Linked DNA regions of Homo sapiens: region 1 is linked to region 2. Evidence: chromatin loops called from intact Hi-C (ENCODE). Cell type or tissue: dorsolateral prefrontal cortex. All regions are shown on one strand. Links, peaks and the distances in the headings refer to the core of each region. The heading gives the core; the rest is flanking DNA. Region 1 overlaps NR6A1 (nuclear receptor subfamily 6 group A member 1). Region 2 has its middle 110 kb from the start of LHX2.

Region 1 (9,360 bases), core at 533-8,532, 410 kb after region 2:
GTAAATGGCCATGGAATCAGAACTAACATGTTGAAGTTTAACTGTTATTTTTGCATCGATGGATTCCACAGTAGAGTCCTAACAACAAATCCATTCCTATTCTCAGAAGCCACTTGACAGCTCAGCAGCAACACATGTTCTAAAGACAGCAACGCTCAATAAAACTTTATGTGATGATAAAAATGATCTTTATTTGTACTAGTAGCCACTCGCCACGTGGCTACTGAGCACTTGAAATGTGGCTGGTGCAAATGAGAACTAAATTTCTAATTTTAATAAATTTACATTTTAAAAGCCAAATGAGGCTAGTGGCTACTGTAGTGGACGGTACAGCTTTAGATCCTCCTTGATGAGAAAAATTCCTACCAAGGAAGGAAAAGTTTCCTCACTACTTCTGCTGTTACTGACTTCTGCCTTGGTCTTGGGGCTTAAGGGACTGGCTACAGTGAGATGGGATGCATTATGAAGCTCAAAGCCAGAGAACCCTGTACTGCCAGTGACCCCTGCCTGCCTGCAGAGGGCCTGGGCAAACCCATTACTTGGAAGTGGAGTCCAAAGGCTGATCCTGTAGTCCCAGGCCGAACTGGTAGATTCCAGGCACCCAGAGAGGCTGGGATCCTTGGGCCAGCTCTGCAAACCCTGACAGCATCAGAGCAGGCTGACTGCTATCCAAACACCCCTATGGAGCAGAGTTATGGAGCAGGAGACAGGAATTTGATGGAAACAATGAATTAGAGTCTCTGGACAAGGGGTTAGGTCAACTGCAAAATCAGATAGCTCTATTTACCAGACAGAGTGTCAGCTGGGTTCAAAACTCTGTCATTTACAGATCACCCTGAAGCCAGTAAGCATCATTAATAAGGAAATATTAGAAAACAAGTAGAGAGAGTCAGCAAGCTGACTCCTCCCTCCCCTAGCTGTGCAAAGGGCCCTTGCAGGTCTTGGAGCACTGTGCTCTTCCTGAGTCTTGGCTTGTCTTTATGCCACAACTGGGTGGGAGGGGGAGATGGATCCCAGTTCTGTGAAGAAAGTGTAAGGGCTGCTACTTTCCCCTCTCCAACTTTCATGGATAGGGGCACCTTTTTTTTTTTTGAGACGGAGTCTCGCTCTGTCGCCCAGGCTGGAATGCAGTGGTGCAAACTTGGCTCACTGCAAGCTCCACCTCCCTGGGTTCACGCCATTCTCCTGTCTCAGCCTCCCAAGCAGCTGGGACTACAGGCGCCCGCCACCATGCCCGGCTAATTTTTGTATTTTTAGTAGAGACGGGGTTTCACCATGTTAGCCAGGATGGTCTCAATCTCCTGACCTCGTGATCTGCCTGCCTCAGCCTCTCAAAGTGATGGGATTACAGGGGTGAGCCACCGCACCCGGCCAGGGGCACCTTTTCTTTTCTCCTTCTTGGTGCCCTGGAATCCCATGACTTCCAGTATTTTGAATTGGCCAATAAAGGTCATTTATTGAAATGTCTATTTAAATACAAACTAAGCATTATAAGACTTTTTTTTTTTTTTTTTGAGACGGAGTTTCGCTCTTGTCGCCCAGGCTGGAGTGCAATGGCACAATCTCAGCTCACTGCAACTTCCACCTACCAGGTTCAAGCGATTCTCCTGCCTCAGCCTCCCAAGTACCTGGGATTACAGGCATGCGCCACCACACCTGGCTAATTTTTGTATTTTTAGTAGAGACAGGGGTTCTCCATGTCAGTCAGGCTGGTCTCGAACTCCCAACCTCAGGTGATCCACCTGCCTCGGCCTCTCAAAGTGCTGGGATTACAGGCATGAGCCACGTGCCTGGCTATAAGACTTTTCATATGGATTAACAAGGCAGAAAGTCATCTCAGCAGATCATCTGTCTTGATTTTAGGGGTCAGAAAATATGGTCACCCTGTGCTCCAGGTCTGCAGAGTAAATGAGTAAAAAGTGTGCTTGGACAGGCCCCAGAACAGCAGGGAGACAACCCACTCTGGACAGGGAGGTTTTAAGGATACTGGACAGCTGGGATAAAATTTTATGCCAGAAAATGACAAAGAGAATAGCTCAGTCTTTTAGTCCTATCCTTTCAACATCTCACCACATCTCAGACGGAGTCAAAGAACCTAAGCTTTTCAGGCAGGCAGGCATATGCTCAAATCTAAGGCTCTGGATTCAAATCCCAAACCCTTATGGGAAAGTCTCTCTGAATTTCAGTTTTCTCATCTATAAAATAGGCACAACACCACCTATAAGGCTGGAGGCTGCGAGAAAGAAAGAAGACAATTAAAAATATCTAGTCTAGACCGGGCGCAGTGGCTCACGCCTGTAATCCCAGCACTTTGGAAGGCAGGCGGATCATGAGGTCGGGAGGCCGAGACTATCCTGGCTAACACGGTGAAACCCCATCTCTACTAAATATACAAAAAATTAGCCGGGCGTGGTGGCGGGCCCCTATAGTCCCAGCTACTTGGGTGGCTGAGGCAGGGGAATGGCATGAAACCGGGAGGCGGAGCTTGCAGTGAGCCAAGATTGCACCACTGCACTCCAGCCTGGGTGACAGAGCCAGACACCGTCTCAAAAAAAAAAATCTAGCCTAATGCCTGGCACACTATAGGCACCAAAATGACCCCTAGGTCTCTTTCTTGGATTGTAAACTCCAGTTCAGAGCCTCTCTTGCCTTGTAGGCAGAATTTATATTTTTATTTTTCCTGGATGCGTTATCTCAGTAATCCAAGTATAATAAAGATCAGCTGGGTGCAGTGGCTCACACCTGTAATCCCAGCACTTTGAGAGGCTGAGACGGGTAGATCACTTGAGGTCAACAGTTTGAGACCAGTCTCGCCAACATGGTGAAACCTCGTCTCTACTAAAAATACAAAAATTAGCCAGGTGTGGTGGCAGGCACCTGTAATCCCAACTACTTGGGAGGCTGAGGCAGGAGAATCACTTGAACCCGGGAGGCAAGAGTTGCAGTGAGCCAAGACTGCGCCACTACATTCCAGCCTGGGCGACAGAATGAGACTCTGTCTCAAAAAATAAATTAATTTAAAAAAAATTACAGCTTAGCATTCTGCTAAGCTTGAATGCATAAAATGTATTCCTAACAACCATCTTACTGGGGAAATTGTGTTATCACCCCATTTTACCAGTTCAGAACCTGAGGATCAGAGACTTGGCCAAGGTCACAAATCTAGTCAGTGGCAGAGTGAGGATTCAAATCCAGGCCTATGAGGTGTAGTGCCTATCCTCTGAAGGGCCAGGCAACTCTGCCTTACAGGGATGACAATTGTTTGGTTGTTTGGTATTTCCTCCCCAGCCAGGAGGCCTCACCTGTGTAGTTCTTCATCGGAGGGCGAGTACTTGGCAGTGACATCAGCCAGTTCCCCAAAGATCTGCTTGCTGTAAACGGTGAGGGAAGACAGCAGGATTAGCTCCTGCCACGTAGAGCTCAAGAGGCACGTGTAATCCTTGATTGAGAGCTCGCAGAAGAAAGGCAGTTTCTTGATCCAGGCAATCTGCCTAAAGAGCAGCTCGTCGGCCAGGCGGCAAAGCAGGGCAAATAGTTCTGCCTGTGTCACAGCGTATCTGAGGGGCAGGGACAGGGGAAAGTCACTTCCATTGGTCAGAGGGTGAGGATAAGGGTACAGAGAGAAGGTAGTCCCAAGGGCACAAAGGGACCCTGGCAATGGGCTCCTTGCTCCATGCCCACGGGTCTCCAGTTCCATTCAGTGTGATTTTCTGATAAAGGGGGAAGGCTGAGGCCAGCAGCAAGTTCAGGGCTGGAGAGGCGGGTCTGGTGAGGAAAGGCTGCTAAGGGGAAAGGAGACTTAGAAATGTGTGCAATTGGCTGGGTGCAATGGCTCATGACTGTAATCCCAGCACTTGGAGGCCACTTGAGTTCAGGAGTTCGAGACCAGCCTGGCCAACATGGTGAAACCCCATCTCTACTAAAAATACAAAAATTAGCCGGGCGTGGTAGCACATGCCTGTAATCCCAGCTACTCGGGAGGCTGAGGCAGAGGCAGAAGAATCACTTGAACCTGAGAGGCGGAGATTGCAGTGAGCTGAGATTGCGCTAATGCACTTCAGCCTGGGTGACAGAGCAAGACTCTGTCTAAAAAAAAAAAAAAAAGAAATGTGTCCAATTGTCAGGGAATATGACTTTTATTGTTGGTGTTCTCTAATGTTCCATGTCTTAGAGAAAATCCAAGTCACTCCTGTTCAAGTTCTGGCAATGGAACTCTAATGGGGTGGATCTGATGCCCACCTAACAAAGGAACTGGCACAAAAATAAGCCTCGCGTCCAGACCACTGAAGGAAAGAGAACAAGTTCAGAAGATTTTTCTGCTCTCACTCCACCCCCTGGTGGTGAGTTCAGGAACCAGCATTGCTCAGCCTTTCCTTTAAGCTAAAACTGGAATAAAAGCCGGCTTTGAGACCACAGACTCACAGACCCAAGAGTTTCAGCTTTCTTCCTCTCAAGGCCCCTTGCCAAGACTTTTCCTCACACTCCCACATCTAAATTTTTTTTTTTTTTTTTTTTGAGACGGAGTCTCACTCTGTCACCCAGAGCTGGAGTGCAGTGGCGCAATCTCGGCTCACCGCAACCTCAGCTCGCTGCAACCTCCACCTCCTGGGTTCAAGCAATTCTCCTGCCTCAGCTTACTGAGTAGCTGCGATTACAGGCGTGTGCCACCACACCCAGCTAATTTTTGTATTTTTAGTACACACGGGGTTTCACCATGTTGGCCAGCTCGTCTGGAACTCGTGACCTGGTGATCCGCCCACCTAGGCCTTCCAAAGTGCTGGGATTACAGGCATGAGCCACCACGCCCGGCTTCCTACATCTAGATTTACAAAGGGTTTGTGTGACCTCCTTGTGGGTAGATATTTTAATCTCCTCTTCTGAAACTGGAGACTAGCTTAAGAAATCTCAGGATACCTTCCTGGGAGGTCTAAGCTTGATAACACTCAAATCGTTTATGCTCTAGGCCAAAGGAGTAATGGATGCAGCAATGGGTAGGCCCGAAGGCTGAACTGTTATCTCCTCAGGTAGAAGTGACTAAAGACTGAAAGAATACTCCTTCTACCCACTCAAGCCTGCACTTAAAGTGGTCACATGCCACCAGGCTAGCCATGGGGATGCTGGTGAGGGGTGCAGACAGGCTACAACCAGCCAGGGCTTTGTGAAGGAGCCTATATCCGATATATAACTATTCCCAGAATTACTGCTCATCTCTAGCATGGAAGTGCTCTGACCCATCCCAGCACCTGGCTTACCTAGGCCCAAGCAGAATCAAAGGCCCTTCTATCTCAATTCCATAGGAACTGGAAAGTAACCTCAACTCTATGAGAAAGGATGCTTAAGGAAAAAATAAGGGATCACTGGTTTCAAAGATAAGCACAGATTTGTCCCCTGACACTTGAGTCATTATCCCCCCAACTCATTCTGAAGCCACGGGTATAGGAGCCAGGGACGCGAGTGGGTGTGGGGTAGGGACACTTTGAGACTGCAAGGGGCCAAGAAGGGCGGAGCTCACTCACCCATCTTCAATCAACATGGGCGTGCCCAATGGTTCCAGGTCCTCGGCTGATAACAGCTGGTGAATCAGACTGTATGACTGGGGATCCAGGCTGCGAGCTTGTTGGGGCAGAAGTGGTGAGTGGCCAGAATAGCTAAAAAGGTGCGGTATATATTGGTAATGTGGAGGCACAGACATTCCCATGTACTGTTCCCTGAAGGCCATGAATCCATTCAGTTCCACAGACCTACTGGAGAGAAAAGTCTTGCGTCAAACAGAGCCATGGCAAGTCTAGTAATTACTCAAAGGAAGTGAGCCAGAAGGTGACTTTAGGTATTCTTTGAACATGAGGTATGTGTCTTCATCAAGCCAGGGGGCATAATTAATAGTTAAATTCATGTCTCTCCTACTAGATTCCCATCTGTAAGACAAAGACTCTATGGGTATATGAATGTTGGGGTCGCCACTGGACACTCAGTGCATGGCAGAGTAGGTAATGAATAAATATTGGTTGAATGAATTCTTTGTATAGGTGCCATGTCTGGACAGTTTTTTAACAGATACTTGTAGACTATGATGACAAAGTAGGTATTTATATTATAATACTGCTAGGAAAACTAAGGCACAGACAGGCTAAGTCCTGGCTAGGCCACAAAACAAATCCAGCATCTAGCAAGGAACCCGGCATGTGGCAACAACCCCCTAAATAGTCCAAGGAAAGAACAAACGAAGGGGCACCTGAATGGGATAAAAGCTTTAATTAAATATGAAGACAAAGGTAGATTTTTGCCTTCCTTTCCTTTCTTGGAGAAAGCTAACCACTCTGTCAACTAATTAAAAAAAAAAAAAAAACCTAAGCCAGCCACAGTGGTGTGCACCTACAGTTTCAGCTACTTGGGAGGCTGAGGTGGAAGGATCACTTAAGGCTAGGAATTTGAGACAAGCCTGGGCAACATAGCAAGACTCCATCTCTTTTTTTAAAAAAAAAAGTATTTAATTAACAACGACAACAACAAAAAAAGACAGAGTCTTGCCATGTTGCCTAGGCTGGTCTTGAACTCCTGGACTTAAGCAATCTACCCACCTTGACCTCCCAAAGTGCTGGGAATACAGATGTGAGCCACCATGCCTGGCATCTCTTAAGAAAAAAAAAAATCTTCCAGCTTTTGCCTAAATGTATCTCCTATAACTGGGGTTGGCAAACTTTGGCTTGCAAGCTAAATCCAGCCCACTGCCTATTTTGGAACACAGCCATGCTCACTGGTTCACATAATGTCCATGGCCATAGCTGTTTTCACACTACAAAGGCAGAATGGAGAAGCTGAGATCCAAACCATTAGGCCCGGAAAGCTGAAAATATTTACTATCTGGCCTTTGCAGAAAAAGTTTGTCAATCCATATCCTATAAGAAAGGTTTCTGGGGAAAGGAAAGCTTCCCTAATAGCTGAAGGATCTATTTCACACTCGACAACTAACTAAAGATATGCTTGAACCAAGAGTTTCTAAGTTTGTATTCTCTGATAGCAGCAAATTTGACTGGCTTAAAAAGCCTTCAATGTTTCTTAAAATTTATAAAGTGAAAAACATTGACTCTTGTGAGGCAGAGAAATTACAGTTTAATTCAAAACTGTCAAAAAGGTTTATTTCAGTGATAAAATAAATGAGGGAAAATGGCAACATTTAAAATGTTATTCTGTTAGGTGAAGAATGCACGGGCATGGATAGAAGCTATAGCACTTTATCAGTCTGCAGAAGAGACCACTGACATTTTCAAGGTCTTTAGCATAAAAGGGGCTGGGAAACACTGTTTTTAATCTTCCTGACCCCTACTCCAAGAGTCTGAGGGAGCAACAGTACAATGGCTGAGACAGCCTGGCAGGGATACTCAGCCAGAGGTTTTCTGTAGCTCTCCCTTTGGTGGGGGATCCCTAGATGATGACCATGGGTTTGCCTTAAAGCTCACCTGGAAGACAGTGTGGAGCCTGGTGAGGGCTGGTTGCTCTCCGAAGCCCTGTTCCCAGGGGAACTGTGGTCACTATCACCATGGTTGCTCCAGTGATTGGCCTCTTCCTCAAACTCCTGCCCAGACATGATCCTTTCGATTTCTTCTTCCGATATCTTTGACAAGGAATTGAGACATGTTAGATGGGTGCTCAGGACACTTGCTCTTTCTTCAGGACTGAGAGCTTATTTAAATCTCATAGGATTTCCCAGAAACCTAGGTTCCCTCTCCTCCATCCCCATATTCCGGGCCTCTCACTAATCTTAGGACGGCGTGGCTTCCTTCCTACTGGCACCATGGCCCTTCGTGGCCTTCCTCCTGCTCATTTACACTACTCTCAAGCCGTGAAGCCTCAAGGTTCTTTCAACTCCTTTTTGTCCTTGAGGCTATTCTTTCCTAACCCTGAAACACCACTCCTCAATGACAATCTCCTACTTGCCCTTTAAGATTCAATTCAAATGTCACCTCTTGCCAGGCATGGTGGCTCATGCCTGTAATCCCAAAACTTTGGGAGTTCCAGGAGTTCAAGACCAGCCTGGACAACACGGTGAAACCCGTCTCTACAAAAAATAGAAAAATTAGTTGGGCCTGGTGGTGCATGCCTGTAGTCCTACCTACTCTGGAGACTGAGGCAGGAGATTCTGGCCTAAGCTCAGAAGATTGAGGCTGTAGTGAGCCATGATTGCACTAACCCACCCCAGCCTGGGTGACAGAGCAAGACCCTGTCTTAAAAGAAGACAAAACAAAACCAAACAAAAAACCCCAAATGTCATGTCCTTTGTGAGGCTTTCTACCACCACATTTTGGATACTCTCTTCAACAAATAGTGCTGGGAAAACTACATCCACATGCCCCGCCCCCAGCCCCCAAAAGACATCGACCCCTTATACCGTTCACAGAAGTCAACCTCAAAATAGATTAAATATTTAAATGTAAGACCTAAAACTATAAAACTCCTTGGAGAAAACACAGGGGAAAATCTTCATAAAACTGGTCTTGCCAGTGATTTCTTGGATACAACACCAAAAGTACAGACAACAGAACAAAAACAGCCAAGTGTGACTACATTAAACTAAAAAGCTTCTGTGCAACAAAGGAAACAATCAACAGGGTAAAAAGATAACCTATGAAATGGGAGAATATATTATCATACATTTGATAAGGGGTCAACATCCACAACATACAAGGAACTCCCATAACTCAGGAACAGAAAAAAAACAAAACAAAACCCACTGAAAAATGAACAAGAAACTTGAACAGACATTTCTCCAAAGAAGACAAATGACCAATAGGTATATAAAAAGATGCTCAATATCACTTATCATCAGGAAAATACAAATCAAAACTTGAAGATATTACCTCACACCTGTTATGTCTGTTGTATGTAAAAGAACACAACAACAACAAAAAAACCCCAAAACAAACAAACAAACAAACAAAAAACCAGTCCAGAAAATAACAAGTGCTGGTAAGGATGTGAAGAAATGGAAACCCTTGTGCACTGTTAGTGGGAATGTAAAACGGTGCAACCACTATGGAAAACAGCATGGAGGTTCCTCTAAAAGTTAAAAATAGAAACACCATATGATCCAGCAATCCCATCTATGGGTATTAATCCAAAAGAACTGAAATCAGGATTGTGAAGAGATATCTGCACTCCCACGTTCACTGCAGCATTATTCAAAATAGTCAAGAAGTGAAAACAATTTAAGTGTCTGATGACAGAGAAATGCATAAAGAAAATGTGATATATACATAAAACACCTTAAAAAAGAGGAAAGTCCTGTTATAAGCTATACCAAGGGGGAACCATGATGACATTACACCAAGTGCAATAAACCAGTCACAGAAGCACAAATACTGC
Region 2 (9,360 bases), core at 945-8,944:
TATAATCCCAGCTACTTGGGAGACTGAGGCAGGAGAATCGCTTGAACCCAGGAGGCAGATGTTGCAGTGAGCTGAGATCACACCAAGACACTCCAGCTTGGGCAACAGAGCGAGACTCTGTCTCAAAAAAAAAAAAAAAAAAGAAAGAAAAGAAAAGAGAAAGCAATGTGTTAGACAACCCCATATTTGTTTCTGAAAAAAAAAAAAAAAAACTGTGTGTGAATGGGCTTAATATTTTGAAAAGTATTAATGTGGTTATAAAAATATTTTCTGAGTATGCAATAATGGGTCAGGGAACCAGCCATCTGCCTTGAAAAGATAGTCCAGAGCAAAGGGCAGTCATGCCTTGCTCACAAGTCATGCCAGAACGTGAGAGCTCTTAGTCTGTTCAAGCTGCCATAGCAAAGTGCCATAGACTGGGGGGCATAAACAACAGAACTTTATTTCTCACAATGCTGGAGGCTGTCAGTTCAAGGTCAAGGTGCCAGACAATTTGGTTGCTGGTGAGGGCTCTCTTCCTGGCTTGCAGATGGCCACCTTCTCACTGTGTCCTCACATGGTGGGAAGAGAGAATGAGAGAGAGATTGCTTCTTCTTCTCATAAGGCCGCCAATCTGGTTGGATTAGGGCCCCATCCTTCTGATCTCATTTAACCTTAATTACCTCCAGAAAGCCCTGCCTTCAAATACAGTCACACTGGGGGTTAGGACTCCAACATATGAATTTGGAGGGACATAATTAAATCTATAGCAAGCTTCATGGGGAATTGTGTTGCAACAGGGACTACCCAAGAAGGTGACCAATAATGGCCATCTTGAAGTCTGGCTACCACAGCCCATGTTTTGTGGCATCTTTGGATAATTTCTTTCTGATGCAAACAGCCTTGGAAGACAGGCAGAGTCTCTCCCTCTAGAGCCAAAAGCAGGCATGCTCACTGCCCATTAGAGAGGGCTTGGGCTTCCTAAACTCGGGGTTCCTCTCCTGTGACACAGTCCACTGTGTGTTCCCAGGATTTCTGGGGCTCTTCATGTTGATATGTGGGAATTTAGGCTTGGAAACCAATGAGAAAATGCTGATACTCTGGCTGCTGCTATTGCTGTGAGTCATGACCTGTCCTTTGTGTCAGACCCTGGAGCCTCATGTCTTCTACCAGCATCCATGAAGCTGTGGCAGGCTAACTTGTTAGCTTGCAAGTAGGGTAAAATCTCACACCCTAGACAGTGCTTGACAGTCCTCTGTTGCACTGAGTCAGGGTTCACCCTTGTGGCCAGAATATGGCAGAAGTGATGTTATGTAACCTCAAGACTATGTCATCAGGATAACGTAGCTTCTGTCTGGTTCTCTTAGGATGCTCACTCTTGGATCCCAGATACCATGCTGTGAGGAAGCTCAAGTTGCTCTATGGAGAGGCCCCCATAGAGAGGAGATGATAGCCCATGCTAGCTTGCCGGAAATATGAGGAGCCAACTTAAAATGGATCCTCCAGCCCAGTCCAACCTGCAGATCATTTGCAGCCCTGCTGACATCTTACTAAAATCTCAGGAGCAACTCCGCCAGAACTGCCCAGCCAATTCCCCCTCACCAAATTCCCAACTCAGAGGAATCAGGAGAGATATTACATGATGACTGCTGTTTGAAGCCATTACATTTTGGGTTGATTTATTATGAGGGTTGATTATTAACACATGGGACTCTTGGCTCAGCACCCCCCTAGTAGCAGTGGCAGCCAGCAGAGGGAGACTCGAAGCTTTCCTGTGTTGTTCAGAGGAAATATGGATGACTAAATTTTGGTATATCTATACTCTGGTATACTGTAGCACTATTAAAAAAAAATGAAGTAGGCCAGTCACAGTGGCTCACACCCATAATCCCAGCACTTTGGGAGACTTGAAGCTTTCCTGTGTCGTGTAGAGGCAGTGGTAAGAGCCAGGGCCACTGTGAGGCAAGAGAGGGTGACTTCAGGCCAGAGGGAATCTGGGTGGGGCTTTTGGGCTATGGCCTGGATGGAGGATGAGAAATTACAGTAGCCTCAGCCTTCAGTCTGAACACTTGTAGGGCACATGGCAACCAGGGAGAGGGACACAGTCCCAGAGGCCAGAGAAGGCAGATGGTGACTCTGAGCCTATGGCCCCAACTCTCCCTCCCCCACACAAGGCCACTGATATGTTTTGGCTGTGTCCCTACTCAAATCTCATCTTGAATTATAGTTCTCATAATCCCCAAGTGTCATGGGAGGGAGCCGGTGGAAAGTAATGGAATCATGGTGGTGATGGTTTATAAATGGCTTTTACTCTCTTCACTCAGCTCTCATTCTCTCTCCTGCCACCCTGTGAAGAGGTGTCTTCCACCATGATTGTAAGTTTCCTGAGGCCTCCCAGCCATGTAGAACTGTGAGTCAATTAAATCTCTTTTCTTTATAAATTACCCAGTCTTGGGTATTTCTTCATAGCAGCATAAGAATGGACTAATACAGCCACCTAAGCCACACTTCCCCTTAAGCATCCAGGCACAACCACTGGAGAGAAGCGAGACAAGGGAGCTATCTGGGGAGATCAGGAACTACAAGAAGGACCAGTTTAGATGATTGGACTGGACAAATGGAATCCACACATAGGGGAAAGTGTCCTATTGTTCCCACTGGCCAATGGTTGTGGGGCTCAAGAAGACAAAATAAAGAAACAACATTTATCCACATTTCCAAGTTGTAATGTGAATAACATTTGTGATCTTGCGAGCTACACACACACACACACACACACACACACAAACACATGCACATGTAAATAGAAAACATCTGAAAGGATCTATGATCAATTGATAACAGTGATTACTCCTAGAGAGAGATTTTTTACTCTATTGGTTTTGTTTTTATTTTTAAAAATGTATTTATCTCTCTTTTTTTGCTAAAAGCATTGAAGGGGGAGAGAGAAGAAGAAAGTATCAGGTGGTGGAGGAATACGTCTGAAAATGATCGTTGGGTAGGCAGGTCTGGGTTAGGAATCCTGGATCCACAACTTACCTGCTGTGTGTTGGAGGGCAAGTTAATAAATCCCTCTGAGCCTCAGTTTCCCCATCTATACAATGGGGGATGGCAATAGGACCTCCTTCCTAGGACAACGGTAAATATTCAGTGAAATAACCCATGTAAAGCATTCAGATCAGCACCTGACACGAAGTCAATGTTAACTTTTGTGTATAACAAATCCTATCATCAGCATGTTTTGCTTTTGTTCATTATTTTGAAAGATTAGAAATTCAGAAAAATCAAGAGAATAGTATAATAATCACACATAATCATTCCACCTAGATTCACAGCAAATATACAGGCATGTGTTCTCCCTTTTAAAAATGAACCAAACATTACAGATCAAGCTGCAGCCCTCCCAGCCACCCCCGGGCTCCCCTCTGGCCTCCTTTCTCCTGGGCAGGTCCCAGCAGGAGTGTCATGCATTTGCTTTTGCTCCAGTCATTCTCCCAAGTGCAGCTCCCGTGCTGGGTGGTTGGAGGCCTTATACCCTGAACCCGATGATGCAGAGAGGGACGCCTAGAGACACAGGTGGCAGGTGAGCAGCAGGCGAGGCAGGAGGAGCCATCCAAGGGAGGGCCCCATGAGCTGCCCCACAGAAGGGGAGGTGAGAAGAGGGCCGGAAGCTGTTCCAGGCGCCTGATGGGCTCTGAGATCTGCCAGTTTCCTGACAATGGTTTAGTCATGATCACCTGCACACAGTCCCAGGGCCACTTGCAATGTCACCTGCACAGTTAGCCCCACCTCCCAGTGTCACCAATACAGTCACAGAGTCACATAGAATGTTCCCTGTACCATCAGCCCCATCACCCCATGTCAATCCAACACATACAACGTCACCTGCCCATTAGCGAGTCTCACTATGCACAGCCAACACTCACTCATGCTGTCACCTGCACAGCCACGCAGTCACTCACGACCTCACCTGCTCACGCCCAGTCCCATCGCAGTGTCACAGGCACAGTCATGCAATTTCCACAGCAGCGTCCACACAGTCCCTCATGGTGTTGCCTGCACACAGCCACGCAGTGTCCCAGGCACAGTCACACACAATCCCACAGAGTCACCTGCCTGCAACCAGCCACGCACAGTCATTTGCCGTCCCATGCTTGCCGCCCCCAGCCTTGCCAGGGGGTCTGACATCACAAACAGTGTCACAGGCAGACCCCTCCCCTGCAGAGCCCTGCCCACAGACCCCACTGCCCACCATGTGCCCGCCGGTCAGCCTGGGCTGGGGCTGCCCTGGTCAGAGGCCTGGGCCTGCCTTTGCCCTCAAGCTGGCTCTTCAGGAGCAGCTTGGGTTCCACTTGAGCCCCAAGGATGATACTGGAGCCGGGGGCCTGCTGCTGCTGGAAGCAGAGCCAACGCAAAGAAAAGCCTTTGTTCTTGGTGGGTCGGTCATTAAGAGGAGCCCGAATCCCTCTGCCAGCCCCTCCCCTCCAACAAAGGAACAAAACAGCAGCTATTTTTAGACTCGTGTCAAACTCCCCCTCAGACCCTGGGTGGGGAGTCCCGGTAGAGGGGCGTCTGCGAGGGCTCTAATGAGCCTGCGGCCGGCAGGTCCTGCTCTCCAGGCAGCTGGCCCTTGGCTCTGCCGGGGGAGAAGCGAGCCCAGGATACTCCAGAGACAAAGAGGAGGGCCAGACAATGAGAACAATGCCCGGAGCCCCAGGATGCCCACTTCCAGAGAGCAACCCCCACTCTTTGGAAGGAGGTCTCCCTGGACACAGGGCAAGGGCATCAGGACACCCCCTACCTTGTGTAATCCTCCAGGCACCTCACTGGCTCCGTGTCCCAGAGGAGGCAAGTGACTTGCTTGGAGGGGCAGGTGATTTCTGCTACATGAACCTTGTGTGATGGGATACTCTGGATGGCCCAGATCCAAGTCTGATGGTCCAGATCCCAGCTCTGCCCCTTACACTTGTGTGGCCTCAGGCCTCAGTTCCCCCACCTGTAAAATGGAGATGAGGCCAGTCACGGTGGCTCACACCTGTAATCCCAGCACTTTGGGAGGCCGAGGTGGGCGGATCAACTGAGGTCAGGAGTTTGAGATCAGCCTGGGTAACATGGTGAAACCCCGTCTCTACTAAAAATACGAAAATTATCTGGGCATGGTGGCGCGCACCTGTAATCCCAGCTACTCAGGAGGCTAAGGCAGGAGAATTGCTTGAACCTGGGAGAGAGAGGTTGCAGTGAGCCAAGATCGCACCACTGCTCTCCAGCCTGGGCAATAGAGTGAGACTCAGTCTCAAAAAATAAAATAATATAAATAAATAAAATGGAGATGATAATTCTCGCCTCCACAGTTGCTTTGAAGAGTCTGGGGGATAAGACCTGGGCACATAGCAGGTCCTCAGCCAGTCCGAGAGCCCTGGATTGTGTGGGCTCCTTGCCAAGCAAGGGCTTTGTCTTGTTCAAAGCTGGATCCAAGGGCCCAACGCACTGCCGGGCACATAGTAGGTTCTCAATAAATATTTGCTCAAGAGGTTAATGAAGGGTCCTTACCAGCCTTCAGCCCTACAGGCTTGACCCAACTTAAGCCACTTTCTTCCCAAGCGCTGCTCCCCAGCCTCCTCTTGGAAAGAAACTTGCTGGCTAGGGTGGAGCCCTCGTCTGCAGGTGAGAAGCTGCCTCCCCAGGCTGGAAGTCCCATGCTGCAATGACAGCGTTCTGACACCAGGGGGCGCAGTCTCTTAAGGTTTCCACAGCAGCCTGGGTCCTTCCCGCGGGGGCCTGGAGGGCTGGAGAGGATGCGGCCCACCCGGTGGGGCACCTGCCCACCCTCGTTAGCGGAGATCTACGGGGTCGTTCTAAAACTCTATGGAGCAGCAGCATTACAACCAAGTCATCATCCCTCAAAGCTTAGAAAGAAGCACTTCTTCAGGTCTCGCCTCCTCCACTGACTTTAAGCCACTTTCTAGTGCCCTGTCCTCAAAGACTATCTATGGTGACCCCCTTGCTCCCCAATTCTTGCCCGACCAGACTTCAAGATTCCTTGTTCTGTCATCCTTCTGTTCCCCCAGCTGGGGAAGCCCAGACCATCAGAGCCGGAAGGGTCTTCCTAGTTGATCTCATGGTCTTCCAGCCCATTCTACAGATGGGAACACTGAGGCCCACAGAACAGAACTGCATCCTCCAGGCTGAACAGCAAGGAGGAAGCAGCCAAGACCCATGCCCAGGCTCTCTTTTTCAGCTGGCGCCATTTTGCTCATGGATTGTTTCACTGTTGTTCTAGGGAAAGGGAGAATGGGGAAAAAGGAGGGAAGAGAAGGGGAAAAAGGGAAGGGAAAAGGGAAAAAGGAGGAAGAAAGATCCTGAGCCTTCTTATTCTGTTCCAGACCCTAGGCGTTCCTCTTCACCCTCGGCATTTCCCTGAGTCCTCTACAAACCCTTGAAAAACAACCCATGATTATCTCCATTGATGGATGAGGAAAGTGAGGCCGGGTGAGGTTGCCCCAAGTTTCACAGCTAACAAATAACAGTACCAGTATTTGCCCCAGGGCCATCTGATTCCCAAATTGTATATGGTTCAACCTAATACAGCAGAAAGAAATTCCCACATTCTTTCTGCTGTATTAGGTTGAACTGCATAAAATTGCTGTTCCCATGGCCAGGCATGGTGGCTCAAGCCTGTAATCCCAGCACTTTGGGAGACCAAGGCAGGTGGATCACTTGAGGTCAGGAGTTCAAGACCAGCCTGGCCAACATGGTGAAACCCTGGCTCTACTAAAAATTAGCCAGGCGTGGTGGCACGTGCCTGTAATCCCAGCTACTTGGGAGGCTGAGGCAGGAGAATCGCTTGAACCTGGGGAGGGGGAGGCTGCAGTGAGCTGAGACCACCCCACTGCACTCCAGCCTGGGTGACAGAGTGAGACTCCATCTCAAAAAAAAGTAAAAAATAAAATAAAATAAAATTGCTGTTCCTGTAGGTCGAAATTTTTCAAATATCTGGTATGCTTAAACTCAACACTATGCCAAGGGAAACCCTTATCCTGAAGGTAAGAGCCATTTACTAGAATACTCTGGTGGCAGTGGGGGAGGGGAAAACCTATTTCTTTAGGTGCAAAACACCCTGGGGAGACTGCTATTCCCTCCACCCCACCCCCAAAGCCCAGATCAAGATCCTGGAGTGGCTGCCTGACTCTAGAGGCCCAAGTTCAAGAACTTCTGACCACAGAGGGGTCACACAGCATGGGCAGGAGGAGCTTTAGGGTGAAAAGTCCTTGGGTGGGAATGTGACTTCTCCAGTGATGCCAGGGAGGACCCTTGGAAGAGAGATGAATCTACATAGTATAAACTTAGAATGTCACAGAATGCCACAGAATATCATGACTAGAATGCCACAGAGTGCTATAGAATGTCCAGGAATGTCGTAAAATGCTCTGGAATGTCAAAGAATGTCACGGGGTATTCTGAATTCTTGTAAATGTCAACGGATGTCATAGAATGCTGCAGATCATTGTAAATGTCATGGAATGTCAAGGACCACCTTCCGAAGACAACGTCATCAGACAGTGCTGCAGATAGCTGTAAATGTCATGGAATGACTTAGAACATCATCATGCTAGACCGTTGTCGGGTGTTACAGAATGTCAGCACCACAGAATGTCACGGAAACTTTGAGACAGCCGGAAAGGACTTTGGTGATCATCCAGGTTCACCTGCTCATTTTGCAGATGGGAAAACTGAGGTCCGGAGAGAGAAAGGGCCTTGTCTAGTGAAGCTCAAGCAGATGGTCGTTGGCAAATGCAGATTCAAAATCTGGGTCTCTGGACTCTCCACCCAGAGCAGCCTCCCTCGGCTCAAGGCTCTTGGGGACTAATTAACCCTGTGATGGAAACAATGGTGCCTAGTGGGTATTAAGCAAAACTCCCAGTTCTGACTGGCACTAGCCTTAAGTCAGAATGGGGAATTAACTCCACATGTGGGGCTTTCTGGTCTGGGAAGCAAAATAATGAGTTATTTGCACTGAAATCAACATTCCTGCTCTGCAGCAGAAAGAGGGTGGGTGTGTTGGGGGAGCCCTCGGAGGCCGCTCCCCAGGCCCTGTGCCAGAAAAGGTGCCCCCTGGCTTTCCCAGGAGACACTCCTGGCACAGACAAGGACTCCAAGGTGCCCAATCTTGTCAACAACTCTTGGCAGAGGCCCAGGGGCCCAGGAGGCTGTGAGGTGAGGGAGCAAGAAAGGGACCCCGGAGGGGGAGCATCTGATGTCACATTGGGTCTTTCCAGCCAGATGTCAGACAGCCAGGAAGAGCATTGAGTGGATGGAAGTTAGTGGGAAGCGTTGGAGGAACCCTTTGGCTCTCTTGGCAAGTTTATAGGTGAGAGATGATGGAGGAAGGAACAACAGGGCAAGATGGGCCAGGCGCAGTGGCTCAAGCCTGTAATCCCAGCACTTTAGGAGGCCGAAGCAGGCAGATCACTTGAGGTCAGGAGTTTGAGACCAGCCTGGCCAACATGGTGAAACCCCATCTCTATTACAAATAGAAAAAATTAGCCGGGCATGGTGGCACGCACCTGTAATCCCAGCTACTGGGGAGGCCGATGGAGGAGAATCGCTTGAACCCGGGAGGCAGAGGTTGCAGAGCGTTGAGATCATGCCACTGCACTCCAGCCTGGGAGACAGAGTGAGACCCTGTCTCAAAAAAAAAAAAAAAAAAAAAAAAGAGGGCAAGATGAACGTGGGTCTAGGAGGTGATCTTCCCTGGCCTCTGCACCTGACAGGCAACTCAACCATCATAAGACATGCTCTGCTTCTCTCCTTTGTTTCCCAAGCCCCACGTCTTCCCTCTCCCTCCCTCTCTCTGGTGCCAAGAGCTCCAGGACTAGTCCCTCTCCCTCCAGCCTCCTGGGTAGACCCCTTGGTCCCATAGCCCACCCTGCAAGTCCTCTGATCCTTACAGATGAACAAAGCCCTGGAGCTGCCTGCCCTAAAGGGAGATGTCAAACAAGGAGAATTTCGGGATCTGCCCCCATCGCTGATGCAGAATCCCTCCCCCTGGGTGCTGGTCTGTGGACCTTTCTGGGTTCAGAGCCCAGAGCCTGCCCAGGGTGTTCCCGTCCGTGAGGGGAGACTGGGCAGTGGCACTGAGCCAGCTTGCCAGGAAGGTCCCTCGGGCAGTCCCCGGGCTGGTCCTGGCTGACTAGAGCCACCATCACAGCTGAGGCGGGGAAACCTTGCCCCTTGGGAACTGGGCTGGCAGTGGCTCAGGGCATTACGCACCTACCCTCTTAGCAAAGCCATCCCTTCTCTCCGAGAGTTTCCTCCCTGAAGCTGTAAAAATAAGGTTCCTGCAGAGCCTGGTGGCAGAGCTGAGTTCAGGAAAGGGCACAA

What was found. Peaks named below come from ENCODE experiments on the same cell type or tissue, not always from the same donor. Only the 100,000 strongest peaks of a DNase experiment are listed, where the experiment ranks them.
Region 1: a loop joins it to region 2, with 5 times the contacts of the local background. A loop is called at or near these places in 52 of 110 quality-filtered maps.

Annotation. Positions count from the first base shown.
Region 1 is chr9:124,532,576-124,541,935 of GRCh38, forward strand. NR6A1 (nuclear receptor subfamily 6 group A member 1) reads right to left here. Exons shown (of 10, transcript NM_033334.4): 5 at 7,458-7,612; 6 at 5,517-5,744; 7 at 3,303-3,557. Among named protein-coding and RNA genes, the nearest start is that of NR5A1, 30 kb to the left of the region's middle. RefSeq lists an enhancer at 3,138-3,638. In dorsolateral prefrontal cortex, for the core only: CTCF peaks have their summits at 4,329 (motif pointing left) and 4,530; a DNase peak (open chromatin) is centred at 4,336.
Region 2 is chr9:124,121,297-124,130,656 of GRCh38, forward strand. No RefSeq gene overlaps it. Among named protein-coding and RNA genes, the nearest start is that of LHX2, 110 kb to the left of the region's middle. RefSeq lists an enhancer at 1,663-1,822. In dorsolateral prefrontal cortex, for the core only: CTCF peaks have their summits at 5,692 (motif pointing right) and 5,900; DNase peaks (open chromatin) are centred at 5,488 and 5,705.